Regions from separate parts of the Homo sapiens genome. Here regions 2 and 3 are each linked to region 1. The links are chromatin loops, found by intact Hi-C in ENCODE. Cell type or tissue: CD4-positive, alpha-beta T cell. All regions are shown on one strand. Links, peaks and the distances in the headings refer to the core of each region. The heading gives the core; the rest is flanking DNA. Region 1 overlaps S1PR3 (sphingosine-1-phosphate receptor 3). Region 2 has its middle 160 kb from the start of DAPK1. Region 3 has its middle 35 kb from the start of SPATA31C2.

Region 1 (10,490 bases), core at 1,090-6,089:
AGTGATTCTCCAGTTCCTGTTCACAGATAAAGAAAGAAAGAAATAATAAGCAATACTAGGCCTGGTGTGGTAGTTCACACCTGTAATCCCAGCACTTTGGGAGGCCAAGGCAGGCAATCACTTGAGGTCAGGAGTTCAAGACCAGCCTGGCCAACATGGTGAAACCCCGTCTCTACTAAAAATACAAATATTAGCCGGGCATGGTGGCGGGCGCCTGTAGTCCCAGCTACTCAGGAGGCTGAGGCAGAAGAATCGCTTGAACCGGGGAGGCGGAGGGTGTGGTGAGCCGGGATCGCACCGCTGCACTCCAGCCTGGGTGACAGAATGAGACTCCATCCCAAAAACAAAACAAAACAAAACAAAAAACAAACAAAAACAACTAAAAGGACAGTATCTTTTTAGCACCCATCAGTGTACAGGATGCTGGGGAGGGTACTGTGAACTTACCCATGGTGAAAGTCCCTGTGTTAATGGATAAGCTCAATGCTCAGAAAATGCTGCTGACTGTGGTATTGCCCCATTTAAAGAGACAGTTTGCAGTACGTTTTCAGAAGTGGCATGCAGCCTCAGAGAAAAGTCACCAGGGGCTGGCATGATTCCAGAAAATGTTACAGAGCAAGTGGAATTTGACTTGAGGCTTGAAGGATGGGCAAGATTTAAATAAAATTCAGAAACGGTAGAGAGGGAGGGGCTGGGGGGAAGGCTGCCCACTGGACTGTCCTGTTTGCCTCCAGGAGAACCTACAGGCAAGACATGGTCTCTTCTCAGGTGAATGGGAAGCCAAGTAGGGCTGGCATGGGTGAGCCACAGCTCGAGGAGGCAGGCCCCGGGCCCTGCGCTGCCTGTCATGGCTCATGAGTGATGGGAGAGATCTGGGCAGGCAACCTCCTCTCATCCTGCATCATCAGCCTGGACTTGGAACTTGGCTGCTTTTTCTTTCTGCAGTTAGCAGAGGGCCTTGGCCAACACATAAGCCTTTCTGCCAGCACTTGGCATTCCAGCTGACCTCGACCCAAGGCCTCTGTGACTTCAGGAGGCGGCAGCTGGGAAGGGTCAGGGCAGTTCCAGGCAGAGCACAGACGTCAGCTCAGACATCCTACCCCCCGCCAACCCCCCGCCCCCGGGGTTTCCAGAGCAACCAACACCACCAAGCTCCAGGACACTGGAAAAAAAATCTTTGCAAAGAAGCAAGGGGCCATCTCAGAAAATCCAGGTCCCCCAAATTGATGTAGGGAGAGGAGGGCTTTGACAGCATTCAGCACTCCAGAGGGTCACGAGGATACAGAAACCATTTGGAGCCACCTCTGCTTCTCAGCCCCACCCAGGCAAGCCCTGGATCTTCAAGGGACTGATTTGTACCTGGGAATAAACTCATGCATGGATGAGATTCAGAGTCAATCACACCCTAAAATGCAGAGCCCATAGTATTGGTGAGTTGTTCATGTGTCTCTGAAGCAAATTTAGGGCTGTGGTTCAAACATCGTAAAAGTTAAAAAAAATTCACTGGATACACACAGTAGGCTCTTTTAAATTAGCCTCATTTGAACTTAATTACATATTTAAATACTCAAATAATAAATGATGGCTGGGTGCGGTGTCTCATGCCTGTAATCCCAGCACTTTGGGAGGCTGAGGCAGGCTGATCACTTGAGGTCAGGAGTTCGAGCCCAGCCTGGCCAACATGGTGAAACCCCGTCTCTACTAAAAATACAAAAATTAGCCATGCATGGTGGCGGGTGCCTGTAATCCCAGCTACTTGGGAGGCTGAGGCAGCAGAAGCACTTGAACCCAGGAGGCAGTGGTTGCAATGAGCCGAGATCGCACCACTGCATTCCAGCCTGGGTGACAGAGCAACACTGTGTCTCAAAAGAAAATTTTTTTTAATAAAAATAAAAAATAAAATAAAATAAGTGAGTCCACTGAAAGCGGTTTCTACCTTGATAGTTGGGTGTGTGGCGTCATCAACATCACAGAAGGCTGATCGATATTACCAGGTGTGGTTGAGTGCAAGTGTTTGAGGTCTCGTGGGGGAAGAGTTTGGAATTCAGAATCCATTGAGGCCTTCACTCACCACTTTCCCTCTCTCGCTGTGTTCCCAAATGTGCCACTTTTCTGTTGGCTCACATGCACCCATGCTCTATTTGATATTCAGGGCTCTGAATTTCAAGCCAGACTCAGTCAGTGTGATTGTCACTGCTTTCCTGTCCTTCCTTTATCATCTGTAGACTTGGGTCCCGTTTTTGCAGGTTGATGTTCTGTCTTCGCTGGGCTCTGGACTCACTGCTCACGAGTGCGGTGTCTGCATGGGCACTGCCCAGACATGCACTGTTGGTCCCTCGATGGCTGCATGGTCAGGCCTCAGGGCTCTCTGCCAGGCCGACCTACAGCCCATACAGACCTGATTTCTGGGCCTGGATCCAGGGGATGCCATCTGGGAAGTGCGGGATCTTCCCACGATGTCACTGTAAAACTCACCAGGGAGGTTTTAGAAATTGAACCGGCATCATTCAGATTCCATCCTGCTTTTTGGTCCTGAGAAAATCCTGCTTTTCCCTGAGTAACTGGGATAATGGGTCACCAGCTCCCATGCCCTAGATGAGGACTAGTTAGCATTTTCTAGTGCCTGGAGATTTCCAGATGGAAGCTGTACTTGGGTCTGTGTATCTTTGTTACAGGATTCAATAATTCATGCACTGAATTTCCCTTCCCGGCAACTCCAGACACCAAATCGCTTCCCATGGTGTCCCCCAATCACTTAGGAATTTAGCCTGTGTCTAAAGACCCTCTCTGCAGCCTGACGTGGCTAGCCATCCCAGTACTTCCACGTTTTTCATGCCTTTCTCCAACAGCGTTGCCGTGGCCCCTTAGGCGGCGATCGTTTTATCAATGGTCGCTCCCTCTTTTTATCTGTTGGCAGGAGCCCTTTTTCAACGCCCTCGCTGGAGTCTGGCCTGCACGCCTTGCTGAATGAAGCCGGAACCTCAGCCCCGCTTCCCTTTGAAATGAATGTTCCTGGGGCGCCCTCTCGTGGATTTTGGAGCTAATCGTCTGTGAATGCCAAGTGATGGCAACTGCCCTCCCGCCGCGTCTCCAGCCGGTGCGGGGGAACGAGACCCTGCGGGAGCATTACCAGTACGTGGGGAAGTTGGCGGGCAGGCTGAAGGAGGCCTCCGAGGGCAGCACGCTCACCACCGTGCTCTTCTTGGTCATCTGCAGCTTCATCGTCTTGGAGAACCTGATGGTTTTGATTGCCATCTGGAAAAACAATAAATTTCACAACCGCATGTACTTTTTCATTGGCAACCTGGCTCTCTGCGACCTGCTGGCCGGCATCGCTTACAAGGTCAACATTCTGATGTCTGGCAAGAAGACGTTCAGCCTGTCTCCCACGGTCTGGTTCCTCAGGGAGGGCAGTATGTTCGTGGCCCTTGGGGCGTCCACCTGCAGCTTACTGGCCATCGCCATCGAGCGGCACTTGACAATGATCAAAATGAGGCCTTACGACGCCAACAAGAGGCACCGCGTCTTCCTCCTGATCGGGATGTGCTGGCTCATTGCCTTCACGCTGGGCGCCCTGCCCATTCTGGGCTGGAACTGCCTGCACAATCTCCCTGACTGCTCTACCATCCTGCCCCTCTACTCCAAGAAGTACATTGCCTTCTGCATCAGCATCTTCACGGCCATCCTGGTGACCATCGTGATCCTCTACGCACGCATCTACTTCCTGGTGAAGTCCAGCAGCCGTAAGGTGGCCAACCACAACAACTCGGAGCGGTCCATGGCACTGCTGCGGACCGTGGTGATTGTGGTGAGCGTGTTCATCGCCTGCTGGTCCCCACTCTTCATCCTCTTCCTCATTGATGTGGCCTGCAGGGTGCAGGCGTGCCCCATCCTCTTCAAGGCTCAGTGGTTCATCGTGTTGGCTGTGCTCAACTCCGCCATGAACCCGGTCATCTACACGCTGGCCAGCAAGGAGATGCGGCGGGCCTTCTTCCGTCTGGTCTGCAACTGCCTGGTCAGGGGACGGGGGGCCCGCGCCTCACCCATCCAGCCTGCGCTCGACCCAAGCAGAAGTAAATCAAGCAGCAGCAACAATAGCAGCCACTCTCCGAAGGTCAAGGAAGACCTGCCCCACACAGCCCCCTCATCCTGCATCATGGACAAGAACGCAGCACTTCAGAATGGGATCTTCTGCAACTGATCGTCTCCATGCGCCCTGCTCTGCGGCTGTGTTCTTATTTATTGCATGCGTCGCTTCCACAGGGGCCCCTCAAGAGCTGTGACTCGGGAGAGCTACCTTACTTTGACCAACAGCCTGCCCAGTGTGGATGTCTCTTACAGAGGGGGCCCAAGGAATCACCACCCCGCTTCAGTGTAAACAACGTGCCTTGTCCACTTTGGGCTCCAGAGTCTTTCAGATGTACTAAGCTGCTGACATCATCCACTGCCTTCTGCTGCATCCTAGACACCCTCCCTGTTGTTCACAGAGAGGGAAGGTCGTGGGCCACACAATGCTGTGTGACCCTCTCCGTGTGCCTCTGAATGGTGTTTTGATGATTTTACACTACATTTCCTGTGCGTAGAATGGATGCTTGTATATTCGTACATCTCTATGTTACACAGAATTTGTGTTGCAGGTGTTTGCCATGTGGTACCTACATAGAATCTCCATACAACACACAGGTAACAGGTTATACAAGTGGATTCAGACTGAACCCCCAGTACAAGGACATTGTTTTGAACTAGGTGGACATGCCATCCCTGGTCTCCTTAGACTGACATGATTCTCATGTTAACCAAGTTTTAAAAGTTCAAATTCCCCAAAAAGGCTTGTCCAAGGCTGGCCCCAGATGTGTGGGTCTGACCCACACCAGCCCTGTGTCCTGTCCTTTCAGTCATTTGTCCCTGCGTAATTTTAATCGTATTCCAAAGCCCAATTATGTGATGGTTTTCAGGTTTCTGCAAATTACAGAAGAGCCAGCCAAGATCACCCAGGAGCTTGTGCCCCCAGATGGGCCAAAGAAAGAGCCTATGAAGGAGAAGCAGAAGCAGACGGCTGGCCTGGCTCACCTTCCCACGCCAGTGGGGCAGGGGTCTGCTTCAGGAAATGGAAGCTGTCCAGGAAATGAGCAGAGATTCACAAGACAGCACTTTGATTCTATGTTGAGTTTGTTTCTATATTAGAAAAGCAGCAAGTCAGTAATCCCCCGTGGCATCACAGCTAAGTAGCTGTGGCCACCGGCAGTTTCACAGCATCCTGAAAGCTGGCACTGATCGTGACTATCAGTGAAAGAAGTTTAATTTTCAGGTTAGAAAATGTGATCTGGCAGTTTATGCATTCTTCAGAGTAATGTAATAATACCTATGTGATGCTGTAATTTTACTTTTCAACATAAGTTGAACCCGTAGCAGTCTGTTTACCTTGTAAAGGGATTACTTAGAAGACATTTTTGTACATGCTCTTCCCCAAGGATTGTACGTATTATACAAATAGATGGAAAGAAAAGTGAACACGTTTGTAGAACTTTCATAAGCACACAGTTGCTGTGTTGAGTTCTCTTTAAAAACAAGGACAAAACCAACCAGCGTTCAAAGGAACCTCCCATCAGAGTCCCCTAAAGTATTTTAGGTTCAGTGAGCATTTGCCTGAATAAAACCTAAAAGAGTAGTCTTAACACATTACTAACTTTTTCTAAGAGAAATTGATTCCTGTTTTGTCATCTGATGCAATTTGCTCTTATAAAGAGACATTTTCATAGGTTCAGAGTAACTCACCTCCATGGGCTGACCAAAGGCTTTTCTAATTTTTGTTACTGATGAGATGAAACCTATTTGTAAGGAGATCTTCCCCAGGAGCATTTCTGTTGCCTTCTTGACATCAATGAAAAGTAGCATATTCTCTTATGAAATAGCATGAGAAAACACAGGGCATTTCTAGGACAGTAAAACGTTAAAGTACTGGATTAAGAAAACAACAACAGGCTGGGCGCAGTGGCTCACACCTGTAATCCCAGCACTTTGGGAGGCTGAGGCGGGTGGATCACCTGAGGTCAGGAGTTTGTGACCAGCCTGGCCAACATAGTGAAATCCTGTTTCTACTAAAAATACAAAAATTAGCTGGATGCGATAGCACGTGCCTGTAGTCCCAGCTACTCGGGAGGCTGAGGCTGGAGAGTTGCTCAAACCCGGGAGGCGGAGATTGCAGTGAGCCAAGATCGCACCGCTGCACTCCAGCCTGGGTGACAGAGCGACCCTCTGTCTCAAAAAATAATAATAATAATAAATAAAACAACAACAAAATGCATCAGAGAGCCAAAACATTCAGTATTGCATTTTCACATAGGTGATGAAATGACTTTGGAACTTTATCTGTGTTATAGTTATGAGTTGCTTTGGGAGACTTGGAGCTCTCTGTAGCTATTGTTCATAACACTTTGCTCCATAACCCTGATGTCCGCAGTATCTAAGTATCTCAGCCTTCATCCATTAACTCTACTAGGGAGCCCACAGCCACCATTTCCACTAGGAGGTATCAATATTTGTGGTATGACATAAGGCTCCCTTGAAATAACAAGACTTTTGAGCAATCTGAATTAAAAATACATCAAAAAAGTAATAGCGCTCATTTGCTAAATGCAAAAAATAATCACCTTTGATACCAATGTGCACCAATATGCCTAACTAGCTAGCCAGCTGGAGATAATTTACCAGGGAATGTTTCAAAGCCCTAACCTTGAAGTTTGGAAACAGGTGGTCTTCTATGCTGCAGAGAAACTATGCATTAGGTCTCTTTTCAATTAGAAACCTTTACTATTTCCAATGTATGTTTGTTAAAAATAATAATAATAAAACCAAAAGCCTTTGTGGAAACCCACTCTTCGTAGTCCATGTGATGGGATTGTTTTATCGTTTTCACCGGGTGCCCTCCCCACTGCAGGGGTGCGCACTGTTGTTGCAGGCTTGCTACCCACCTGTGTTTCTTAGCATTTCAGGAATTAAACCACATTCAGAACCCCAAATAACCTTTCCCCTTTCTTCTTACCCACTATCATAGGTGGTATTTTAATGAAGCGTCTGTGCCTTGGGTGCTATTTACACCAATTTTGGTAGGTCATACTATTTTGAGAATGGTCTTTTGATAGGGAGAAATTTCTAAGACCCATGGTAATAAAAGTGCAGCTCAAAGACATGGGACCTCTTGTCCTGCCCCATTTGCTGTTGTTTATGCAGCAGGAGAGAATAGGTCAGAACCAACCTTTGCACACTAGCTTTCTCCCACACAAACGGTCCATTTTAGCCTCTCTGTCCCACTTGCTATGTAAAGAGGAGGCCAGTGCTCGGCATAACTGTTCTGGTAGCGATGCTTGTTACAACTCATGATGAAATGTCCCAACGCAAGTGAGGACGCAGCTGCCCGCCCCAGAGCTAGAAGGTAAGGTGAGTTCTCTAGGAGTACATCTGCCCGGATGCATTTTCATTCCGCAGCCTTGATGAATGGGACGAGGCTTTGTTGTGACTGTTTTTTAAGCAGTCCCCCAGGGAATCACTGAAAATACCTACTTCTTAGAGAAAAGTTTCAAGCTCCCCTCCTCTCTTTTGTGAGGCAATACAAAATCCATCATCCAAATGAAAGATACTTTTCACAACAGCCTTTATTGCCTGCAGACTTACATGTATAGTCCTTTAAACAATTAACTGTTTAGAAAATGGTTGTTTCTCTCAACCCTTGAGCCAGTTATTCCACGCTGGTAAGACCCTTTCACAGAAATGTAACAAGGTGCATTTTATAGAAAACATCTAATTAAATCACCAGTTTCATGCTTTTAAGTTGTATCTACAAGTGCAAAACTGCAACACCCAAATGTTTTTAGTATCTAAGTCAGATATCCAAAAGTTAGCTCCATAATCAGAAATGCGCACACCACTGTTCTGATAATAAAGGCACATTTTCCAATAACCAATTATAACAAGAAGTGCAGCATTACCTAAATTGGGTGTGTCATCTTCCCCTCCTGGGTCACAGGATGACACCTGGGGATGCGATGCCGTGCCTGCACTTGGCGATCCCAGGAGCACAGAAATGCACCAGACAGATCATGAAGGGCTAATGCTTGGAAACCACACCATTTCCTGACAGAGTGAAGGAATCCCTGTGGATTTATCAAAAGGGAGGAGGGAATTTAAGCTAATTCTCTTCACCTGCTGTATTCTCAAATCTCCAAAACACCAGATAACTTAGGTTTTTTCATTTGTCATAGAACAAAGATTAGAGAACTTGAAATTCGTTTTGCATTTCCACTCCTCAGGGATGTCAAAAAAGCCAGTTCTGTTCCAGCACAAAGTAGAAAGTGGTGAATTGGCAATACGCCAAGACATAGACTGTTACAGTAATTCTTTTTGTTTCACAAAAGTTAATGGAAACAAAACAACTTTCAGATAATATTCATTTGTCAGTATGTATAATTTGCCATCCAAATGCTTTTTAAAAAGTTATTATCTTATTATTACACATTAAATTTACATGGAGTTGTCTCCTAATCCTGGGATTTTAACACCAAATGTTTAATTCTGAATACAAAGAAACATTCACATACTTAATTTTACAATATTCTGGAACAAGTTATATTCAAAAGTCAAATGAACAGAGAACATTCCACTTGCAACCAACACATAGCTGTTAACAAAATTAACCCCATTAATATTTAAAGACGGATTTATCCATTAATGCCTGTTTTAATTGTCACTTGATTTTGATGGTTAGAAACTTTGGTTATGGTAAAAATGATCACATGAGTGGGAATTCATTACCTCAAAGCTCAGGACCACAGCTCCCCATGTGCATGTTTTTCTGTCTGCAGTATTTCAAGGTGAGACAACAAAATAGACACCTAAAATTGTATGAGATTTTATTCCTGGTGCTTTTTCAGCGAGAACCATTTTTCCAGACCTAGGGAAGGAGCCTGTGTGTTTTTGGCCTGAAGGATTCATCAATTCAGAGCATCTGTGACAGCCAGGAGGAGGAAAGAAGGGAGGCTGGGATCACCTCCCGCCCCTTCTAGCATCTCTACTGAGAGTGACAACTCCAGGCTGTCCACCCCCATCCTGAGCCTTCCACACTCTTCTCCGTGCCACTAACACTCAGTATCTGACGCCTGCAGTGCGAAGCCTCCAGAGTCCCCAGACTGACCTGGGCACTCCACCCTTGCTGGTTCTACTTTACTTGGACACACGGGTACCTTAAGGCTTGTCACACTCCAACACCTTTGTGTGTGTGTGTCTTTATTTCTTTCTAGGTTATAAACTCAGGCAGAGGCCTCATACATTCACTTCTCTATCCCACCATCCCAGTACAGGGCCAGCCACATATTAACTAATGCACAAATGAGGCCAAGAAACTGGCTAGAAATCCCAAGAAACTGTGCCAAGTATATGCAGCTGCACCTGGGAATACACGAAAGCATGACATCACGAGCACAGCCTCCTCCACCACACCTTCCCTTTCTCCTCCTTCCCTGCTGGCCTCAGACAGCTATGCATGGCTGCATGAAGGAAGATCTAAATCTGGACTTGTTTTATCCTCCCCTTCCCTTCTTCTCACCTTTATTCTGCCTCCACCTTCTTCTTTCTTTGTCTTCCCCCACTGGCTTCTCTGTCATTTCCCACAGTGGGTTCCCCCAATCCCTGTGGTCCTCATGTCCTGTTCTTGTTCTCTTTGTGCTGGATCTCACATCCTACAGCATCCAGGACCATCCTCCATGGCTGATGCCACAGCCTGCCAATTCCCAAATTCTTCACGTTTGTTTGACTTCCTACTTAGCTGTAAAACCAAAGCCCAGGGAGGAGTCCCAAGGTGCACAACACAGAGCCAATCTGCGTGTGTACAGAGATGCAGATCCGTTTTTAATCAATGTAAGTATATGCGTATATGTATATACATATGCAATTCACATTCACAAGTCCTGGTATAAAGTTGCAATTTTTCTGGCTGCTATAAAATGTGCCAGTTTTAAAACTGTGCATTTGTTGCTTGCAAACTTATAAATATGTATAAACCCCATTATAAATAAATTATGGCTGGCAGATGGCATTTAAGCTGCCAGCAATGGTTGCATGGAGTTATAAATGCTTATTAATTCTCCACTTTTAAATTCACAGCACGGACCCTGGGATCTGTGACATGAAGTGGTGTGAAAGCATAATTATAAATTAGAGGGGGGAAAGCCATCAATAAGAGACAGGTAAGGGCTGGAAACTCTCACTAGTGAGTGGTTCTCAAAGTCAAGACTTCAGAGCAGCTGCACCAGCATCACCTCGAGATTTTTTGAAATGCAAATTCCCGGGCCCCACTCCAGACCTAGGGAGTCAGGAACTTGGCGGGGCCAGGGGGGTGGAAGGGCCTGCAATCTTTGTCTGAACCAGCTCACAGGGTGGTTCTGATGCCTGCCTTCCACTCGAAGTCTGCTTGTCACGAACGCCTGTCTCAGCTCAGG
Region 2 (10,490 bases), core at 2,300-7,299, 1.7 Mb before region 1:
ACTGCAGCCACAGCCAAAATCATGTGTAGCAGAAGCTTCTTCCAAATGAGCTCAATCAACTTGTAGAACTGGGAAAGATAATAAAATGGTTGTTGTTTTAAGCTGTTAAATTTTAGGGTGGTTTGTTACTAGCATTAGACAGCTGAAATACAAATCCTGTGCAAATCTCCAGCGATAAAGCAGTTGTGTGCATTTGATCCCAAAGGGCATCATTTTAAGCTCATTTGCATCATATAATTGTTTAATTCTTCCTGAGATATAATTGCAAATTATCCAAGTCATGCTTGCAAGTGAATCAAGAAGAAAAAAATCTTAATTTTATTAACTACTGATTTACCCACATCAATCTGATTTACACACCAACCTTTATTTTGATGCTTCCTTGGATGGAAAAATAAATAAATAAAAATAAAGCCCAAGGTCAAAACAGTCAAATAGAAACTAGTAAGTATTTCTTGAGTTACTGCTTCCTACTATCATGGACACTTTGCATGGTGGTGAAAATAGAAGAATCTTTGCCCTCAAAGTTCTCACCATATGACAGATAAGAACAGGCCAGGCTTCAGAGGCTGGCAACTTGACTTTGCCATCACATTGCCTCTCATACACCAGTCTCCATACTCTGAGCACCCACTAGCTAGCTAATTAGCAGTGACTGCTGTCTATTTCCAGGAACATCTATGTGAGTCCTTAGGATTGTATACAGAGACAACCCGAGTGCCCCCCGGCCCTTTCTAGGGTCTCTCTTGCTCAGATTATGAGCGAATGGGAGCCAAGGGATGATTTCAGGGGGAGCTCTGCAGACCCAGTGTTCCAGGTCTTCCATGCCCACCAGCCCTCTGCCCTGGTGCCTGCCACCACTGTCCTGGCCTTCGACTCCAGTCCACGCTGCTAGACTCTCCTGTAGAAGTCAGGCATGGTGGCTCATGCCTGTAATCCCAGCACTTTTGGAGGCTGAGGAGGGTGGATTGCTTGAGCTCAGGAATTCGAGACAAGCCTGGGCAACATGGTGAGACCACATCTCTACTAAAAATACAAAAAATTAGCTGGTGTGGTGGTGCATGCCTGTGGTCCCAGCTACCCTGGAGGCTGAGGTGGGAGGATGGTTTAAGACCAAGGTGCAGTGAACCGAGATCACACCACTGGATTTCAGCCTGGGTCACAGAGCGAGACCTTGTCACACAAAAAAAAGAATCTCCTGCAGACTTCTAACCTTCACGTGCTGTGGGCCTGTGTCCACACCTCCACTTATTTCTCCCAGGCAGCTTGGCCTCTGTCAACCCTTATGTCCACCTTTCAAAGAAAGGTCCCACAGCCCTTTCATTTGGATCCCTTGGAACTCCAATCTTTCCTTTATGCCCCAGGACCTGTCCTCCGCTAAGAGTCACAGCACTCTCAAGTGAGGCTGCAGGACTAGGAGGAGGTGATGTTGGGGTGCCCTGCCCTGGGGGAGGCACAGCCCCACACCGAAGCACACCCATGCTCCCCTCCTTCACCCAGATCCCTGCTGCTTCACCTGCTACACCCACCACTCTTCAGAGGTCCTATTGCTATCTGACATTGTCTTGGGTATTTACCCATTCTAGTTTTTATTGCCTGTCCCCTCTCATGCCCCGTGGAAATGGCGATTGCTTGTCTATTTGTTGTCAGGTATCTCCAACGCATCATGTGGCACATAGTAGATGTTCAATTAGTATAGTCATCCTTTGCTTAAAGATGGTGATACATTCCAAGAAGTGTGTTGCAAGGCAATTTCATCATTGTGTGAACGTCATAGCATGTACTTATGCAAACCTAGATGGCACGGCCTACCACACACCTAGGTTATATGGTACAGTTTATTCCTTCTAGGCTACAAACCTGTACTGCAGGTGACTATGCAGAATACTGTAGGAAACTATAACACGATGGAAGGTATTCATGTATCTAAACATATCTAAGCATAGGAAGGGTATAGTAAAAAATGTGGCATGAAAGATTTTTAAAAAGTGGTACACCTGTATAAGGCAGGCCTGCCTATGAAAACCTTGTGGGACCACCATCATATATTCAGTCCATCATCAACCGAAATGTCCTTAAGGGGCACATGACTGTATATGTTTAATCAATTACTATTTATTCCTCCTTTGTGGTGGATTTTCTTTCAGGAATTCAATGGTTTTATCCTACAGACCATCAGGGGCTCTCTATGCCTATATAGTCTTCCCAGTCTAGTGTAAACCAAGGGAAGTGTCAGGGAATCTTAGTGTCCCTTGACATGCTGGGGCTCCCAGGGCACTCCATGAATAAATAGAAAGCGGTTGTGTCCAGGATATGCAGAGGACTCTGGGGAAAGTATGAATCATCAGGCCCTGATAGTTTGAAAGTGACCTTTCACACCCTGCCAAGACACTGCATTACCGAAGAAGAGGTAATTGATGGCACAAAGCAATAGATGGTGCCCGATAGAATGGATTACAAGAGGATAGACCATAAACCTCAGCCATGATGCCTAACAAGGAATGTTCTCAGAACTCTGTAGGCCCAATCTCAGAACAAGTGAATTAGAATATCTAAATCAAAGGCTAAAATGCGCTTAGAAAATGCTTGCCAAGTGAAATGACATGATTCACTTCGGGTTAAGAACTATTGGCCTAGGCCGGGCATGGTGGCTCACGCCTGTAATCTCAGCACTTTGGGAGGCCAAGGCGGGTGGATCACTTGAGGTCAAGAGTTCGAGACCAGCCTGGCCCGCATGGTGAAACCCCATCTTTACTTAAAATACAAAATTTAGCCAGGTATAGTGGCACATGCCTGTAATCCCAGCTACTTGGGAGGTTGAGGCAGGAGATTGCTTGAACCCTGGAGGTGGAAGTTGCAAAAAAAAAAAAAAAAAGGAAAAAAACTACTGACCTAAAGAAATAAAAATTCCTTTTTGATTAGAAGGGGCTAATATTGTTTTGGTGTAGGTACTGGATTGGCAAGAAGGCTGTCCTGCATAAATTCATGTCTTTACAATAGGCTCCTATTAAAATGCACCAGCTTCTCCCAGTCTCCTTGCCTTTATCTTCTAAGGAGGTTATAATGCAAAACCAAACATCAACCAATCTTAGTTTGGTCAAGTCAGGAAAGAAACAGCAGGAGAGAAATAATACAGAGGCTGCATTATTTGCTTTCCAAGTTATTATCCAAACTATGAAATATTTGCATTTTGGGGACTAATAAAAATAACATAATAAAATGAAGATAATATCTTTAATGCTATCATCTTCCAATAGCTTTGTTATTGAGAAATACTGGTGTGTTTTTCTATTTGCATTTCCAAGTATATACTCACTCAATCTGCCAGAAGCATCCATTTGCCTCTAAGAGGATTTAGAATAATTACATCAGGAATGCACAAAAGGAGTTGATTTTTCTGCTTTGACTACACAAATTGTATTTTTGTGTCTCTAGAAATAGGATCGTTTTGACAATTCTGAAGAATCTAAGTGAAGCTTGGCAATACTGATTCTGCTGCTTTGCTGTAAGTCATAGGATAGAAAGAATGCAAGATGTGCCGGGCATGGTGGCTCATGCCTGTAATCCCAGCAATTTGGGAGGCCAAGGCAGGCAGATCATGAGGTCAGGAGTTCAAGACCAGCCTGGCCAATATGGTGAAACCCCGTATCTACTAAAAATATAAAAATTAGCTGGGCGTGGTGGCGCACACATGTAATCTCAGCTTCTCAGGAGGGTGAGGCAGAAGAATCACTTGAACCCAGGAGGCTGAGGTTGCAGTGAGCCAAGACTGTGCCACTGCACTCCAGCCTGGGCAACAGAGCGAGACTCCATCTCAAAAAAAAAAAAGAAAGAAAGAATGCAAGATGTGATGAAAGGAAAACTTCTGATATACAGAAAGGAGAAGAACCTTCCTCTTCTAGCCCAGATGGAACATGGGAGGGAAGAGAGAAAAACAGAGTGAAGAGGTTGGTTGCCAATGTCTTTGATATCTATCCCTTTCTGCGACCTTAGGGTAAACTTGGAAACTCCCAAGCCTGTCTTTGGGAAGTGGGTCTTTGGTATACCCTCACATCCAACATGGCAGGACTAGCAATGGTGAATAAGATATCTACGTAGACATCCTGAGAAAATGTTACTGGTGCCCCAGAGCCTATGCATGGTCTGCAGAAGATCCACAAACGTGTCCTCAAAGGTTCTGAGATTAGCTGTGCTGACCAAAGATCACAAAGCTATGGGGTCTGTGGAACATGGGGACTCATGACCCCTACCTGACATGCAGCCAGAAGGGACCAGCTGCACACAACAAGCTCCATGCAGAGACCCATAGAAGGCCCAGCCCATCTGCAACTAGCAGATGAAGGACTGGTGCTCAGGGACACAGTATCTCCTCCCACCACCCCAAGGTTATGTCACTTCTTTCATGCAGCCAGATGCCATCTAGCGGGGTGAGGAAAACAGCAAGAAATCTGAAATACTGAGATAGTTGAGAAACAGGCTCTCTCTCTCTCTCCTGGGTTTTTCTCCACCCCCAGCACATGAAAGAATTGTAAGGAAATTTAGATGATTGATAATAAACTATAAAATATAAAATCTGGATTATCATTATATATTTTATGGTGATGGGTAGATTTCCATACTCGCCACAATTACTAGCCTTTCCTAAATTAGGACATTTTCTGGAATGTTCTTCTAATAAAAACTAAGTCATTATCATTATACTTAGATTTTATAACCAAGAATTCCAAAGTCATATTACCAGTCTACTACGCTTTCCCAATGAATCCATCCTGTAAGTCTAATTTCTAAATACACTTGTTGTCCACAAGGTGGCCCTAGAAGCAATAGAATACAGTTCACCTCCAGAGCAGCCCGACCGCTAAAAGGACTCAATCCTTTTTGTTTTCCCATTTATGAGCAATTAACGGAGTGAGAACAGAAAAAAAAAGAGCACAATTAAACATTGTACTAATAAACTGATAACGCGTCTTCAGTGTTTGTTTTTACCAAACAGAGCAGAACTATGAATCATGCGGCCGCGGAACTGCACACCTTGGCTGTGTATGGCACCGAGGCACCTTGCGTTACCTCCGAGGATGTCTGCCAATTTTTTAAACATGCAAAACCATAGTGTCAGTAAAAGAAAAGTTCCCAGAAGACTCGCAATTGTGCAAATGGGGGGGGAAAAAAAACAAACAGGCATCAGCCATCACAAAATTCCAGATTGCCAGATTCCTTGATTGTGGCTTTTAAGCAAAACACAGCCAGCTGCCTGTATTTAACGTTAATTGTTAAGCTCCAAGTCTCAGCCAATCATTTTACTTCTGAGCTGGCGCTGTAACAGCAACACAAATATGAAACTCTCTCCCTGACCCAGTTTAGTGTGGGGGGGAGGGGGGAAGGAGACAATGAATAATTAATTCTGGGATTTGGTCAGCTTTCCTGTGAAGAACACATCGCTAGCTTCCTAAAGCAAAACAACATCTGTGCCTGAAAACTTCTCTTGCGTCTTCAAGATGAGCTGATGGTGTGTTTATAAACCCCGTAAAAATCCACCTCTTATCTCTTCTCCCCACCAAAGAGCCATGTTCGCACTTTAAGGAGTGAGTCTTCTGTTTATGATTGGCTAGAGGGGTGGCCACCTTTCTCATGTGGTCCTCTGCTGAGAACTCACTCGGCTGATGATTTCCCTGTTCTTGACCCTTTGTGTGATTTGAAGGTTTCTCGCTCCTCCCAGATTGCTAACAGCGCCAAGTATCTAGTCTCCTATTTTTCCTCGGGGGATGGATACCTTAGCCTCCTTTCTCGGTCTGGAATGCAAAGAACGCAGCTTCATTTGAGTGAATGGAGAATTCTTTGTAGGCAGAAACGATCTCTCACTCCTCTCTCATATTCCTGTTCAATCTTTCTATCTCATAAACCATAAACGACAGGCAGATGTCTAAAAAAGCATCTGGTTTTTAGAATCCCCCCAGTCACCGGACCTGGGGGGAGGTGTCCTCCTCCAGAGCACACCGAGCAATCTCCCGCAACCAATCTGACTTTTTGAGTCTGGCTTTGAGGTCTTGTTGCCAGAAAAGGGAGTCCTGAATCCAGACCCCAAGAGGGTTCTTGGATCTCACGCAGGAAACAATGTAAGGCGGGTCGCAGAGTGCAGTGAGAAGAGAGAGTTGATTGAAAGATACGCAGTTACAGAGTAGGGATCCTCAGAAAGCAAGAGGAGGAACGCTTCATCTTTGTTTTGTTTTTCTTACATGGGGGTCTTTTCTATGCAAAAGATAAGCTATGTCTCTGTGCAGGTGGGCTGACAGCATGGCAAAATTGCTTATTTTTTGCTGACTCAAAGAAAACTCTCCTAGTCATATAGTGTGTAAATACATCAAATCATACGTGTAATTACCTTAGAAGCATGCATTGTTATGGATATTGGGACATCTGGACATTCCATTGTCATAGGAGTGTGTCCTTGCAGGTATCATCAAGCTGTTTTCTGAACTGTAAACATCTTAGGGCTGTGGGTTGTGACCAGCAAGGAATGTGCCTTATTAGTGTCAAGATGGAGCTGAACTTCAAATGACGTGACTCTGACTCTCCTATGCTCTTGTTTCCCTAACAGTCTGACAAGGTTAACCTTCAAGGACTGCATCAGGAATTGGTCACAGTGCTTAGCAACAGGTTCTCTTCACTCTTGTCATTTACATATAGACGACAGCTAATATTCAAATCCGTGTAGGCAAACCCACAGTTGATTAAATTAAATCTCTTCTCTAGCTTGATTTGCATAACTTGAAATAATCAGAATAGAGAGTGAATGCATAATTGAAAAGAGAAAATACGTACTGCAGCTATTTGAAACTAGATGTCGTTGAATTAAGCTTGTAAATTCTGATAGTACTGAATGTACAACTGTTCTAGGCTAACTTTACATTTGAAATGTTAAGAAATGTGAGTTGTGAACTGGAAAGTTAATTAACAAACAAAATCTTAGAATATTGCACTTTGTTATGGCAGCCCTAGAAATAAACAAAATTTAAGAGAAAAAAGAAATTTTTTGACTAACAATAACAACATTTTAAGTTGTTTTTTTTTTTTTTTTTTTGAGACGGAGTTTTGCCCAGGCTAGAGAGCAGTGGCGCAATCTCCACTCACTGCAACCTCCGCCTTCCGGTTTCAAGCAAGTCTCCTGCCTCAGCCTCCAAAGTCACTGGGATTACAGGCACCCGCCACCACGCCCAGCTAATTTTTTTGTATTTTTAGTAGAGACCAGGTTTCACCATGTTGGTCAGGCTGGTCTCAAACTGCTGACCTTGTGATCCACCCACCTGGGTCTCCCAAAGTGCTGGGATTACAGGCATGAGCCACCATGCCCGGCCCCAACATTTTAAATTTTTTAAGAGAAAAACTGTCGAGCAAATGACCTGAATAGTTTGCTGGCACTATTTTACAAGAAAACAGAAGCAGTTCCTGCATACCATGTTCTATTCTAACTCTTGCAAGGAAAAGAATTTAGCCAGTGTTTCCTTTATTTTAGAGCAAAATCTACTCACTGTAAGATCTTCCCCATTACTGCACCCAGACTCCCAGTTCTCTTTCTTTATGGCCCATATAGGACCCTCACACCTCCACCCACTACCCGCATTGCCTTTATGAAAAAGCAGACCCTGATCTGGCTGGGCTCAGTGGCTCACGCCTGTAATCCCAGCACTTTGGAAGGCCAAGGCAGCCAGATCAGGAGGCCAAGAGAGCGAGACTACCCTGGCCAACATGGTGAAACCTCCACTAAAAATACAAAAATTAGCCGGGCATGGTGGCTCAAGCCTGTAGTCCAAGCTCCTCGGGAGGCTGAGGCAGGAGAATCGCTTGAACCCAGGAGGCAGAGGTTGCAGTGAGCCGAGATTGTGCCACTGCCTGCCAGCCTAGTGACAGAGCAAGATTCCATCTCAAAAAAAAAAAAAAAGCAAAGCCTGAAGAAACAAAAATCCACCATGCACCGCAAAGACAGAGAGACCCTGCTGCTAAGCAATGTCACTTTGTAGACCAGGCACAAGCAGTCCTTCATTTTGTTAATTTCACCTTGCCTTGCTGTTCCCATCACCTGGGGTATCAAAAAGAGAAAGGAAAAAAGCAAGTGGGCGTGGCAACAATAACTTGGATCCCTAGAGTATACACCTCCCACCCCCTCACCCCCAATACTTCCCATTTAATTCTCAAAAGCAGAGGCAGCACCAGGCCTAGGCCATGCACCCCGGCTCTAGCAAAAGCAGAAAGCACTACAGATGAGGTCAATCTGAGAGGCAGTCTTCATCCCGGCCTCAGGCATGGTTATAAAATGTTTGCAATTTGGAAAACGTGGATCACTGATGTGTAGCAAGGGCAATAAATGCTTTTCTCCCACAGTTGTTGTGGAGCTCCATTCTCCCAGCCAACCCTGAGCAGACTTGCTCCTTCCCTAGGATGACAGTATTCTTTCGTCACAGAATGTCTATAAGAATGAATGTGCAGAGTACATTTTTTAAGGTAAATGCCCTAAATGTGTGGTTGAAATCAACATTTTCAAGCTGTCAAAAATAAGAGATAAGTTGTTCAAGTTTAAGAGTAAACAAGGATTTATAACAACATTAGTGAGAACTTCCTTTCTATTGCCTTACATTAAGTCAAACAGTGATCATTTTATTCAATATCCACCTCACTTAAGGAGATAGGAATGATTGCTCCTTCTTTTTTACAGATGAGAAAACTGAGACTTCATCAGGTGAAGCAACTTGTCCAAGGACATGCCACTAGAAAGAAGTGACCTATGATTCAAGCCCAGGCAATCTATTACAGAAAGCCCCACTCTTCACTGCCCCACTGTGCTGTCTTCCAAAGAGCATGAATAACTAGACTGGATATTTACAGACTGTTTTTCTTTAACAGGCAAGATGGACAAAACTGTTCAGAAGTGGTTGTTTGTGCCTATCTAAAGGACTTCCTGCCCTAGCAACATTTGGTCCACATCCCTAAGCTCTTCTTTGCTTTGACTCAATTTATCTTCCAAAGCCGAAGTCACAACAGGATGATCTTCCTTCAGAGAACCCCCAGAAAGTTGTGTTTTCATCAGCCAGAAATTCCAGAGAACTTGGGGGGAAAATCCCGAGGATTTCAGAACAAACTAAGCAGCTAAAGCAGAGATTCCGGGAGACCTTTCTGACAAACAAGCGTGAGGTGTTTGCTTCTCTGCCCTGTGTTGCTTGAAGAGAATGCTGTGCCTGGCTCTTTTAACTCTAAGAACCAAGGACTCAATAAGTTGATGTGAGTGAGGGAGGCCATTGCAGGACACCAGAGAACAGCCATACTCATGAAGAGAGAGAAACCCAGATATATCCTAGAGACAGCAGATGTCTGCAGACTGTTTCCTCCTCCTGAGAAGTCCCTGGGCACCTCCCAGCCTCCCTTGCAGCTTGGTTCAGATCATGTAACTGAGTTCTAGCCAATTCCAGTCCTGATCCTTAGAAACATCCCTTCAGCTCCTGCTTCCCAGTCTTAACATCTTGGGCACCAACCATTCCAGGTGGTGTAGCTACAAGAAGGAGGCAGCCCTACTCATATTGGAATTTGCATAAGAAACAGATAAATCTTGATTATGTTAAGCCACTGAGATTTCAGGATGAATTTGTTACAGGAGCATAATCTAATCTATCCTGACTTCAGCGCAGGGCAAATTAATCACCTAGAAGGTTATTGAAAAATATATTTCCATTCTATTATAAAGATGCATGCACGCATATGTTCATTGCAACACTATTCACAATAGCAAAGACATGGAATCAACGTGAATGTCCATCAATGATAGACTGGATAAAGGAAATGTGGTACATATACACCATGGAATACTATGCAGCCATAAAAGGGAACAAGATCATGTCCTTTGCAGGGACATAGAGCTGGAAGTCGTTATTCTCAGCAAACTAACACAGGAACAGAAAACCAAACACCACATGTTCTCACTTGTAAGTGGGAGCTAAATGATGAGAACACATGGACACATTGTGGGGAACAATACAAATTAGGACCTGTGGTCAGGGAGGGAGAACATCAGGAAGAATGGTTATTGGCTGCTGGGCTTAATACCTAGGTGATGGGTTGACCTGTGCAGCCAACCACCATAGCACACGTTTACCTATGTAACAGACCTGCACATCCTGCACATGTACACTGGAACTTAAAAGTTAAAGAAAATAAGAAATAAAAATTTTTTAAAAAAGAAAGGTACTTAAATATATATAGAGAGAGATAGATTTCTAGATTGTCCTCCCTGATGAATTTCTTGGGGCACAAGAATGAGGGAACAGGCTGAATTTGAGGCAGGTACCCTAGGGCTGGTGTATGAGGTACAAAAGAAAAAGAAAAAATATCTAAGAAAGAAGCTGTATGATTTTTGTGATGGTTTGGAGGAGGCACTGGAGAAAGAGAAAAAGAAAGGAAAAAGAAAGAAAGAAAGAAAGAAAGAAAGAAAGAAAGAAAGAAAGAAA
Region 3 (10,490 bases), core at 3,228-8,227, 830 kb before region 1:
GTGGTAAAATTTATGTTATGTATGTTTTACCACAATTTAAAAATTTTTTAAATCTCAGATGGAATCACAAAGCAAAACCTAATGTATATGTAATATGTAAAAGACAGATCTAAAATAAACTAACTGAAACACTAAAATAAAAGATGGGGCTGGACATGGTGGCTATGCTTGTAATCCCAGCACTTTGGGAGGCTGAGGCAAGCCGTTCACTGGAGGTCAGGAGTTTGAGGGGAGCCTGGGTAACATGGCTCATCTCTACTGAAAATACAAAAATTAGCTGGGCATGGTGGCATGCCTGTAATTCCAGCTACTCCAGAGACTGAGGCAGGAGAATCACTTGAACCTGGAAGGTGGAGGTTGCAGTGAGCAGAGATCAAACCACTGCACTCCAGCCTGGGCAGCAGAATGAGACTCCATCTCAAAACAAAAAGCAAAAAAACTAATAAACCTAAAATCAGCTAAAATATATAAAAGAATATTAGAATACCTAGTAAATAAAATTGATAATTTTCTAGGAAAAATAAATGGAAACTATTTAGAAAATATTAACAATTCGAGTATCAAAAAGTAATGAGAGAATGGTTTCAAAAGACTACCCCCATGGGGAGAAAAGAACACAGATGGTTTTACAAATGAAGTCTACAGACCTTTAAGGTTGAGGTAAACCAAAGATATTTAAATGGCTTCCAAAGCACAGGGGGAAAGGGAAACATAAAATTTTTATGTAGTCAGCATAATGCTGACACCAAATTCTGAAGTGGATAGCACTAAGAAATAATCTCATAAGCAATTTGAAGTATAATTACTAATGCAGAAATTCAAAGTAAAATAGTAGGAAATCGAATCCAGCCGCATTTTATATCATGATAAATTGTTTTCATAAGTGGAATACAAGGATGGCTCAATACTGAAAATCTATCAATAAAATTAATCATATTTATAGATAAAATTGGAAAAACATAATCAACTCCATAGATGTTGAAAAAAGATTTGATCAAATTTTGAAATCTATTCCTTAAAACTTCTTAATAAAATGGAAAAATATTTTCCTTATAATTGATGTAAAATCCAATATTATATTTAATGGAGAAGTACTGAAAGGTTACCAATAAGGTAGAAATATGACAAGGATATACACCATTATTTAGTATTGTTCTGGAGACACTAGCTGATAAAATCAGAGGAAGGAAGGGAGGGAAGAAGGTAAAAGAAGAAAACAGAGAAGGACGAATGGAAGGAAATTGAGAAGGTGGTGCAAATATTCTTTTAGTGCTGGAGACACAGTGTATATCAAGGAATCTGAAAGGAATGAACTAGAAAAACACTGGTAAAGAAATTAAGACATTTCAGTAGGGTGGTGGAAATACAATTCATATACAAATATCAAAAGCCTTCCTGTAAAAATATAAATATAGCCCAGATAAAAATTTAGGTGTAAAAAATTAAAATACAGAACATTCAGGGAAAATGATTGTGTTTTAATTTTATAATATCAGTGAGAAAGACTTTCTGATTATAATACAAAGCCTAGAAGTCTAAAAATAAGACACACTTTTTCATAAAATTAAAAAAATGCTGAACACAAAGTTTAAAAGATAAATATAATACGGGAAAATACTGAATGCATGTGACAAAGTATTACTTCCTTAATGTAAGAATAACCTCCAAAAGAGAAATGAAAAGGAAAACCACAGTGAGATCCATCATCTCATCCATTTTATTTTGAAATGTTTAAAAAACTGTTCACACTGTTGGTGGAAGTATGGAGAAACAAGTAATTTCAAATATTTGTTATAGTTTCTATGGAGAGCAATTTGGCAATATCTGTCAAATATTAACATGGATGTGATTTAAGACCCAGAAATTTTGTAACATCTATGCTTTCAGGAGCACAGAGGTGAATATACAGGGGCTCTTAATGCAGCATTATTCATCAGAGCAAAAATGGGTCACAACATAATACTCATCAGCAGAGGAACTTTGAGTAACTTATTGATCCACCAATGAAAAACTATCTATTGATCTTCATCTATCTATTATTGCTATTATTGTTACTCTACTATCATATAATCTTTTTAATCATCTATCTGTCTATCCAATAATAATAAAAATAGTAACAGGCAGCACTTACATACTATTTCCTTTTCTGCAGAGGTAGAAGCTTTCTTGAGAAGTCATTTAGGCTGTGTTCTAGGAGTTGTTCTTAGAAGCCTAACAATTTTTAAATCCCTCCATTAAATCCTTTTCTGTTTAAAATGCCTGGAGCAGTTTTTCTTTGTGCCCTGAACCTTGAAAGATACAACTTTTAAGGGAAAGCAAAAGGTCATTTCTATTGAGTGCTATAATTTATGAACGAAAGACGCTCATATACTGGAATGCACTGTCACTATCTCTGGAAGGATGCAGCAGAAACTTATATCCAAGGTTGCTACTTGAGGGGACGGAGGGGCCTGGACCTGGGGGTAGTAATATTTTCCTTTCACATGGACCCTTTTTTATTTTTAATTTTATAGCATGTATGTACATTACCTATTTAAATAGCTAAATTTGGTAAGGTGACGTATGTAACTGAGCAAACATTTTATAGAAAGTATAAAGCAAAGAAAACATAGCATGAAACAGATAAACAAAGAATCTATTATGAAAAAAAGCATAACCTAAGAAAGCAAATTGTGATCATCATCAGCATCATCCCTGTGAATATGCTGCTCTACAAGAGAACTTTTTTTTTTTTTGAGATGGAGTCTCACTCTGTTGCCCAGGCTGGAGTGCAGTGGCACGATCTTGGCTCACTGCAACCTCCGCCTGCTGGGTTCAAGCGATTCTCCTGCCTCAGCTTCAGCAGCTTGGACTGTAGGTGACCACCACCATACCCCACTAATTTTTGTATTTTTAATAGAGACGAGATTTCTGCCATGTTGAACTCCTAACCTCAGGTGATCCGCCTGCCTTGGCCTCCCAAAGTGTTGGGATTACAGGCATGAGCCACTGTGCCCAGCTACAGGAGAACTGCTGAACTTGAACTGGTAATATAAGTATTAATTTATGATGTATTTTTTTCCTTAAGAAACAAAAATAACTCAACTTAGGTCCTGTTTCTGTCTGCTGATAAATAGAGAACCACTGACCAACCCTGAAGCTAGAAGCAGCCCTTGCCCCAGACTGTGGTCTCTGTGGCCATTGCTCACTTGAATGAACAAGGGCTCCTTGGAAAGATGGCTGATTCCTGGTCAGGGGCAGAAATGACCTGAAACATCTAGCCAACCACATAACAAAGAAGTAAAGTGGCATCCGAAGGCCTCAGGAGCCAACCTAAAAACCTCCCACTGATAAATGGTGGAACAATTTGATGCTCAATAATCACAATTGATTGAAGCACATCAAATATGTTTAAACATATTGGTTTATAATAATACTAAATACATAATAATATTAAATACACCCAACTCCTTTCCCTCTCAAGGAAAAAAAGATAAAGAAAGTACATTGGCTCCTTGGTCACATCTGGAGGATGCTAATGGGGGAATAAATAAGATTTTCAAGCTCTCTTCTCATCTTTCCTTTACAAATTGAAGTAGATAAGGAAAAGTTAGTGTTTCAGATAATTGAAGAGAAAGGCTGATACAATTATAATACCACTATTTTGCAATTTCTACTGAATTAACAGATATAAGCTCTGTGCATCACTGGCTGCTGACATCACTAAAAGAGACAGCCTGGCTGGGCCTGGTGGCTCATGCCTGTAATCCCAGCACTTTGGGAGGCCAAAGTGAAAGGATTCCTTGAGCCTAGGAGTTTGAGACAAGCCTGAGCAATGTAGTGAGACCTTGTCTCTACTGGAAATAAAAAAATAGCCAGCCGTGATGTGCACGCCTATAGTTTCAGCTACTAGAGAGGCTGAGGTGGGAGGATCACTTGAGCCTCAGAGTTTGAGGCTGCAGTGAGCTGTGATTGCACCAGTGCACTCCAGCCTGGGCAACAGAGCAAGGCCCTGTCTCAAAAAAAAAAAAAAAAAAAAAAGAGAGAGAGACAATATTGCCAGACAATAAAAGTCTTCTGATGGAAGAGAGCAGCATCTGTGAGGTGGGACTCCCAAATAACCACACTTGAATCCAATCAAGTTCCTAGTAACAATATTAATCTAGCAGAAATATGAGGAGGAGCAAAGGGAAACATTAAACATGATCAAGAGACAAATCTCACTTTTTAATGTTAATGTAAATATTAATGTAAATCCTTAATATTAATAAATAGAGCTTATTAAGTGCATTATAAAATCATAAACCTCAGACAAGTTTAAGGTCATCTCAGTCACCATGAAGATGGTGTAATATCAGGAAATCAACCAGTATAATTAATCATATTAAAAATCGATTAAAAAAAACTGTATGATCACATAAAAATTCATGCTTAGGCTGGGCGTGGTGGTTCACCCTGTAATCCTAGCACTTTGGGAGGCTGAGGAGGGTGGATCGCCTGAGGTCAGGGGTTCAGGACCAGCCTAGCCAACATGACGAAACCCCGTCTCTACTAGAAATACAAAAATTAGCCAGATGTGGTGGCACATACCTGTAATCCAAGCTACTCGGGAGGCTGAAGCAGGAGAATCCCTTGAACCCAGGAGGTGGTGGTTGCAGTGAGCCGAGATCACGCCACTGCACTCCAGCCTGGGCAACAGAGTGAGACTCTGTCTCAAAACAAACAAAAAAACAAACAAAGCCTCATGCTTGATTAAAGCCATAAGTATAATAGAAACAAAAATATTTCAATAATTCAATAAGACGTGTGTGTGTGTGTGTGTGTATGTATCACTTAGTGATAAAATATGCCATTAAAATCAGGCATATGTGGTTGTGTGTTATCTCCATTACTTAGTTGTATTCTCATTATTAAATTGTTTTGCCTGTTATTAGACAAAATAAAGAAGGTATAAATATAGGACAGAAGGAGGCAAATTATCATTTTTAGATGATATATGCCTGGAAAATCTAAAAGAATCAAAATTTTATCATAAGGAAAAAAGAACTCAGCGAGATGGCTGGAGAATCATCATCATCATAATGACAGCTCACTCTCTCCAGGCATTGTGCTGAGTGTTTCTCACACATGAGCTAGTTTCATTCTCATAACAATCCTGAGAGGCACACATTACTGTTATCCCCATTGTAAAGATGAGGGAACTGAGGCACAAAGAAGCTAGTAATTTGTCCAGGTCAAAAGCTGGTAAGTGGTAGGGCCAATATCCAGAAGCAACGGTGCTCAGAATTTCATATAATAACCACTTTTTTAAATTTCCCATTGATAATAACAACCTAATTAAAAATATGTAGAAATACACATAGCAAGAAATGAAGACCACCTGTATGATTAAAACTTTAAAAGACAAAAATATAAAATGAAAAACTAAAAAAGATGAACAGCAGAGTTGCTGAATTCCTGGTAAACGCTCACCTTCTTGGTTGTCTAGACCAGCGATTTCCAAACCCATGGAGGGAGCCATCAGACCTACCATTTGGATTCAGAGTTTATGCCCCCTTGTCACAAGGGGGCGGCAGGGGCATCTGAGAAATAAGCAGAAATTCCATAATGAGAGCGCCCCCTACACTCAATTATTACTCATGAACTTCTGCCCACATCCAATTAAGTGAATTTATAGGTGTTATTATTAAGTTGAAAGTCTTTTAATTGAGAAGTATCGTAATTATACAGGGAACAACCAAGAAAGTCTTTGGCATTCATGGTAATTTATAGATCATCTCATAATAAAATATTTAAACCAGAGTTTTTAACTTAAACATTACAACCAAAGTGTGCTAATGTTGTTAAACTTTTCTATAAATAGAAATGTCTTAGTAATTTGTTGCCTGGAATATATTTTCAAAAAATGAACAGACGGCCAGGCATGGTGGCTCACGCCTGTTATCCCAGCACTTTGGGAGGCCGAGGCAGGAGGATCACGAGGTCTGGAGACCGAGACCATCCTGGCTAACACGGTGAAACCCCGTCTCTACTAAAAATACAGAAAATTAGCCGGGCGTGATGGCAGGTGCCTGTAGTCCCAGCTACTCAGGAGACTGAGGCAGGAGAATGGCGTGAACCCGGGAGGCAGAGTTTGCAGTGAGCCGAGATCGCACCACTGCACTCCAGTCTGGGCAACAGAGCGAGACTCCGTCTCAACAACAACAACAACAACGAAAAAAGAACAGACAAAAATCTACTCTTTCAAGGCAAATTTTAGATTCTAACAAGGAGAAAAAAATGAACTTTTTTGAAAGAGAGATGAGAAAATTCTGTCATTGTGAAATTTCTTATAACACACTTAAAAATTGAGGAATAGAGTTTTTTTAATGTTTTGAAATCTTCCCAATGAAGAACCCACTTCATAAAACATAAAAAGTAAAACCTCTTCTAATCGATTTGCACGGCCGCCTGAACTGCATCAGGAAAGATGAGCCTGATTCCCTTCAGATCTCTGCAAAGCCAGCAGGTGGACCTGGACTCTGGGATGCACAGCTGGCAAGGGCAGCACAGCCACAGGCTTCTGTCTGGATTCTTGTGTTTCAAAGAAGCCTTTGCAACAGTGATGGAGATAGAAACCAGGCATCAAAATAAACGGAATCTAGAGCCAGAACTTCACAAAAGAATTTGTATCAAAAGATTCAAGCTCAATTTTTCAAAAATAACAATACACATCCAATCACATTACTGTATTAGAATAATGTTTTCTAGTGAAAGTAAAATAAGTTTTTATATCATTAGATATAATGCATTTTTAAATAATGCTTATTTCATCTCCAATTTATCCCTTTTAATTTCTATTTTTGCATATGTTATAATGAACACAGTGTTATAATGTAATGGTATACTTAAAATATTTTAAGGATATATATATATAAACCCATGATAAATATAAACAAACATACTGGGTGCATACTAGCCTATTTAAGAAACTGTTTAGGGCACATGTTAGAATCTGGAGACATCTATGTTGACTTTCCTTACTTAATAATTGATGATCAAATAATCTCCTTTGGCTGCACAGCAGCCAGAAGATTGATTGTTCATAAGTCTTCCCCTGCTGAGACTTTTAAGTGTTACTTGCTGGTTCAGTTGATAAAAACAAAGTAGGCATTTTGCTCACACACACAAACACACACACACACACACACAAAGTCAACATAATCTTTGCTGAGACATTTGCATTTGATAATTTAAAAAATCAAACTAATCTAATCTCAGTTTTCCCAACTAAGATTCTTCTTTTCAATTCTGCATTTATGGGTTATAAAACCAATTTCTTGATAGTTTATTTTTCTGAAAATAATTGGATTCCTATACATGGCCATCTGACATTAGATATTATTATTATTGTTGTTGTTGACATTTTGCCTCTTTGCCTTTGCAGTAGGTCACTAAAGAAGCAGTTCCTTGAAAAACTGAATTTCTATTGTCTCTGTCAGAAAAAAATCATTCATTAGCAGGAGAAGAACAGCAAGAGATCAATCACATAATCTGTAAGTACTTTCTGGAAAGAAACAGTTTAATTTATGGTTCTCAACCTCAGTGACACGCTGCAATCACCAGGGCTCTTTAAAACATCCTGATCCCCTGCTTTCCCTCCAATCCCAGGGGTCTGAGGACATTGGTTTGGACATCGGGGGTTTTCAAAGCTCCCCCAGTTAAATAAATGGGAACAATAGCCTGAGAACCTGTTGACACAACTGTAATCATGGTAGCAAAGGTATTGATGGCTGAAGGGGAAACTGCACCTGTCTGCGTGGGAACAGTCACTGTGGGAGCAGAGGGTCCCACCCACTGCCAATGGCCCCATCTGCCTGGCACCTCTCACTACAAGCATCAGTTTAACTTTGTTCCTACCATGTTTTTCAGTTGTATTTTAAAAATCTTGATTCTAAGTTCTTCCCAGGGTTTAAAACCATTGTTCAGGGTTTGTTTTTTAATGAAATATCATGAAATGCTTTCATGATGTTCCAAAGTCATAAAAAAGGGAACTGTGTGTTAGATACGTACAGATCCTTGTTAATAGAAAAAGAACAAAAGATCTATTGCCTTCATCTTCCTAAAAATAGTAAGCAGTTAAGGCTTTGGAAATGCAGATGGAAATGAGAAAGAAAACATGTGGCTAATGAACACAGGTGCTTTGAATCACTTTAATTTTGGAACAGAATTGAACAGAGGAAGGGGATGCAAAAAAGAATCAGGATCTTGACAAGCTGTGTGATTTATCCACTTTCATGTTTTTAGCTAATAAAGCAAACAATTTAGAAAACTGTCACATTCTTGGAGTCTTATAACTTGGACATTCTTTTAAATTGGATGTCTAGTGAGAAGGTCTAGCATGGCGGATGCTGCGGCTACTGGTCCAGGAAGCACATTTTGAGAACCACTCAGCTAGAAGATTATTGCATTCATCCAGGTGAGAGAAGATGAATCTGAAATAAGGCAATGGTGAAAGAGGCAGGACAAATCTGAGAAATATTTAGGAGTATTATTACAATTCTCCAAAGAAACAGAACAAATAGAATGTGTGTGTGTGTGTGTGTGTGTGTGTAGAGATTTATTATGAGGAATTGGCTCACAGGATTATGGAGGCTGAGAAGACTCATGGTCTACTGCCTGCAAGCTGGAGACTCAGGAAAGTTGATGGTGTACTTCAAAGGCCTGAGGGCGTGAAAGCCAGTGATGTAGATTCGTAGATTCCAGTCTAAGTTTGAGGGCCTGAGAACCTGGAGCACTGAAGGCAGGAAAAAATCAATGGCCCAGCTTCAACAGCCAGGCAGAGTGAATTCAACCCTCTTCCACCTTTTTTGTTCTATTTAGGCCTTCAACAGATTGGACGCTGCCCACCCACATCGGGGAGGGCCACCTGCTTTTCTCAGTCCACGAATTCAAATGCTGCTGTCTTCCAGAAACACCTTCACAGACACATCCATTATATATTAAATACAATGTGTTGCTAAATATCTGGGCATCCTGTGGCCCAATCAAGTTGACACACAGAATTCACCACTACAGGAGTCAGGGTTAAAATGATTGGATGATTATCTTGAGATCAGCGGGTCAGCTCCCAGGTTTTGAAATTGAGTGACACGGTAGGAAATGCCCAAACCAGGTATCTCAGGAAACACAGGATAAGTTTGATGAAGAGAAGACAGAGCTTCTGCTTTGGGCACATAAAGTTAAGATGCAAATCGTGGTTTGGGTTTTTATTGTAGAAACCCAGGCAGCAGTTTGGAAGATTGGTCTGGAGTACTAAAGAGAGATTTATCTAGAGAGAGACTTGACAGTCATTGGCATTTGGGCTGGGTGAATCCACAGATCCTTTAAGGAGAACGATGTGAGAGACTGGGAGAAGGAGAGAAATCTGAACATTCAAGTCACTGAGAACGAAGTGGCAGTGGAGAGAAGAGCAGCAATCACAGAAATGGAGCAATGAGGAAGGAAGGAGGGGATGGCATCTGTGCCAAAAGTCAGCGGGAGGGCATGCAGGAGAAGGATGGGAAGTGTCTACAACTCTCATGATTCTGGGTAAAACTGGAGTCCTGTGTTCTAGTAGTCTCAATAGAGGGAAGAAGGTGGAAGCTAGATTTTAAATGGGGTTGAGCCAGAAGGGAAGTTAGGAGGGAAATGAAACTATTTTTAGAAATTTGGCTATGAAGAAGACTTGAGGTGGATAGCTCTCTATCTTTTAAGGTGAAAATCATGCAATTTTGTTTATATCTCGAGAGAAAGAGGCTGTGAGTGTTGCTGGAGGGCTCGGGAAGGTCTCTGGATGCCAGTGAGACCCCAGCCCCAGCCGGTTTTCCAGGTTCTTGACAGCATCACAAGAACGAATTCAGGGGGGAGTCGAGTCAGAATGAAGCGCAAGGCGAGAAGCTTCCATTGCAAAGCGAAAGTGTGCTCTTGAGAGGAGCGTAGCCATGCCCGTGAGAACAAGTCAGGCACAACGGAGGCTGGGTTTCTTATTTTAGGGATGTTTCTTTCTCTTTCTTTCTTTCTATTTCTTTCTTTCTTTCTTTCTTTCTTTCTTTCTTTCTTTCTTTCTTTCTTTCTTTCTTTCTTTCCTTTCTTTCTTTCTTTCTTCTTTCTTTCTTTCTTTCTGTCTTTTTTTTTTGAGACGGAGTCTCTCTTTCGCCCAGGCTGGAGTTCAGTGGCGCGATCTCGGCTCACTGCAAGCTCCGCCTCCCGGGTTCACGCCATTCTCCTGCCTCAGCCTCCCGAGTAGCGGGGACTACAGGCGCCGGCCACCACACCCGGCTGATATTTTGTATTTTTTAGTAGAGACAGGGTTTCACCGTGTTAGCCAGGATGGTCTCGATCTCCTGACCTCCTGATCTGCCTGCCTCATCCTCCCAAAGTGCTGGGATTACAGGTGTGAGCCACCGCGCCCAGCCCGGATGTTTCTTTAATAAGGGGGTGGAATGCTCATTAGGTATTCTGGAAAAGGAGGGGATTTCAGGGACTCCTCC

Evidence for each region. Peaks named below come from ENCODE experiments on the same cell type or tissue, not always from the same donor. Only the 100,000 strongest peaks of a DNase experiment are listed, where the experiment ranks them.
Region 2: it touches region 1 in a loop (13-fold over the local background); 2 of 110 quality-filtered maps call a loop at or near these places.
Region 3: a loop joins it to region 1, with 8 times the contacts of the local background. A loop is called at or near these places in 9 of 110 quality-filtered maps.

The regions. Positions count from the first base shown.
Region 1 is chr9:88,998,137-89,008,626 of GRCh38, forward strand. It overlaps S1PR3 (sphingosine-1-phosphate receptor 3), which reads left to right. Exons shown (of 2, transcript NM_005226.4): 2 at 2,918-7,019. The coding sequence starts at 3,065. The coding sequence ends at 4,201. It overlaps SHC3 (SHC adaptor protein 3), which reads right to left. Exons shown (of 12, transcript NM_016848.6): 12 at 7,635-10,490. It overlaps LOC124902206, which reads left to right and starts at 9,382. Exons shown (of 1, transcript XM_047424308.1): 1 at 9,382-10,041. The coding sequence starts at 9,382. The coding sequence ends at 10,041. RefSeq lists enhancers at 410-911, 912-1,411. In CD4-positive, alpha-beta T cell, for the core only: a CTCF peak has its summit at 2,999 (motif pointing left); a DNase peak (open chromatin) is centred at 3,015; H3K27me3 peaks cover 767 bases.
Region 2 is chr9:87,332,229-87,342,718 of GRCh38, forward strand. No RefSeq gene overlaps it. Among named protein-coding and RNA genes, the nearest start is that of DAPK1, 160 kb to the right of the region's middle. RefSeq lists a silencer at 4,240-4,409. In CD4-positive, alpha-beta T cell, for the core only: a CTCF peak has its summit at 4,844 (motif pointing right); a DNase peak (open chromatin) is centred at 4,823; H3K4me3 peaks cover 591 bases; H3K27me3 peaks cover 1,749 bases.
Region 3 is chr9:88,168,027-88,178,516 of GRCh38, forward strand. No RefSeq gene overlaps it. Among named protein-coding and RNA genes, the nearest start is that of SPATA31C2, 35 kb to the left of the region's middle. In CD4-positive, alpha-beta T cell, for the core only: CTCF peaks have their summits at 5,581 (motif pointing right) and 5,796; a DNase peak (open chromatin) is centred at 5,565.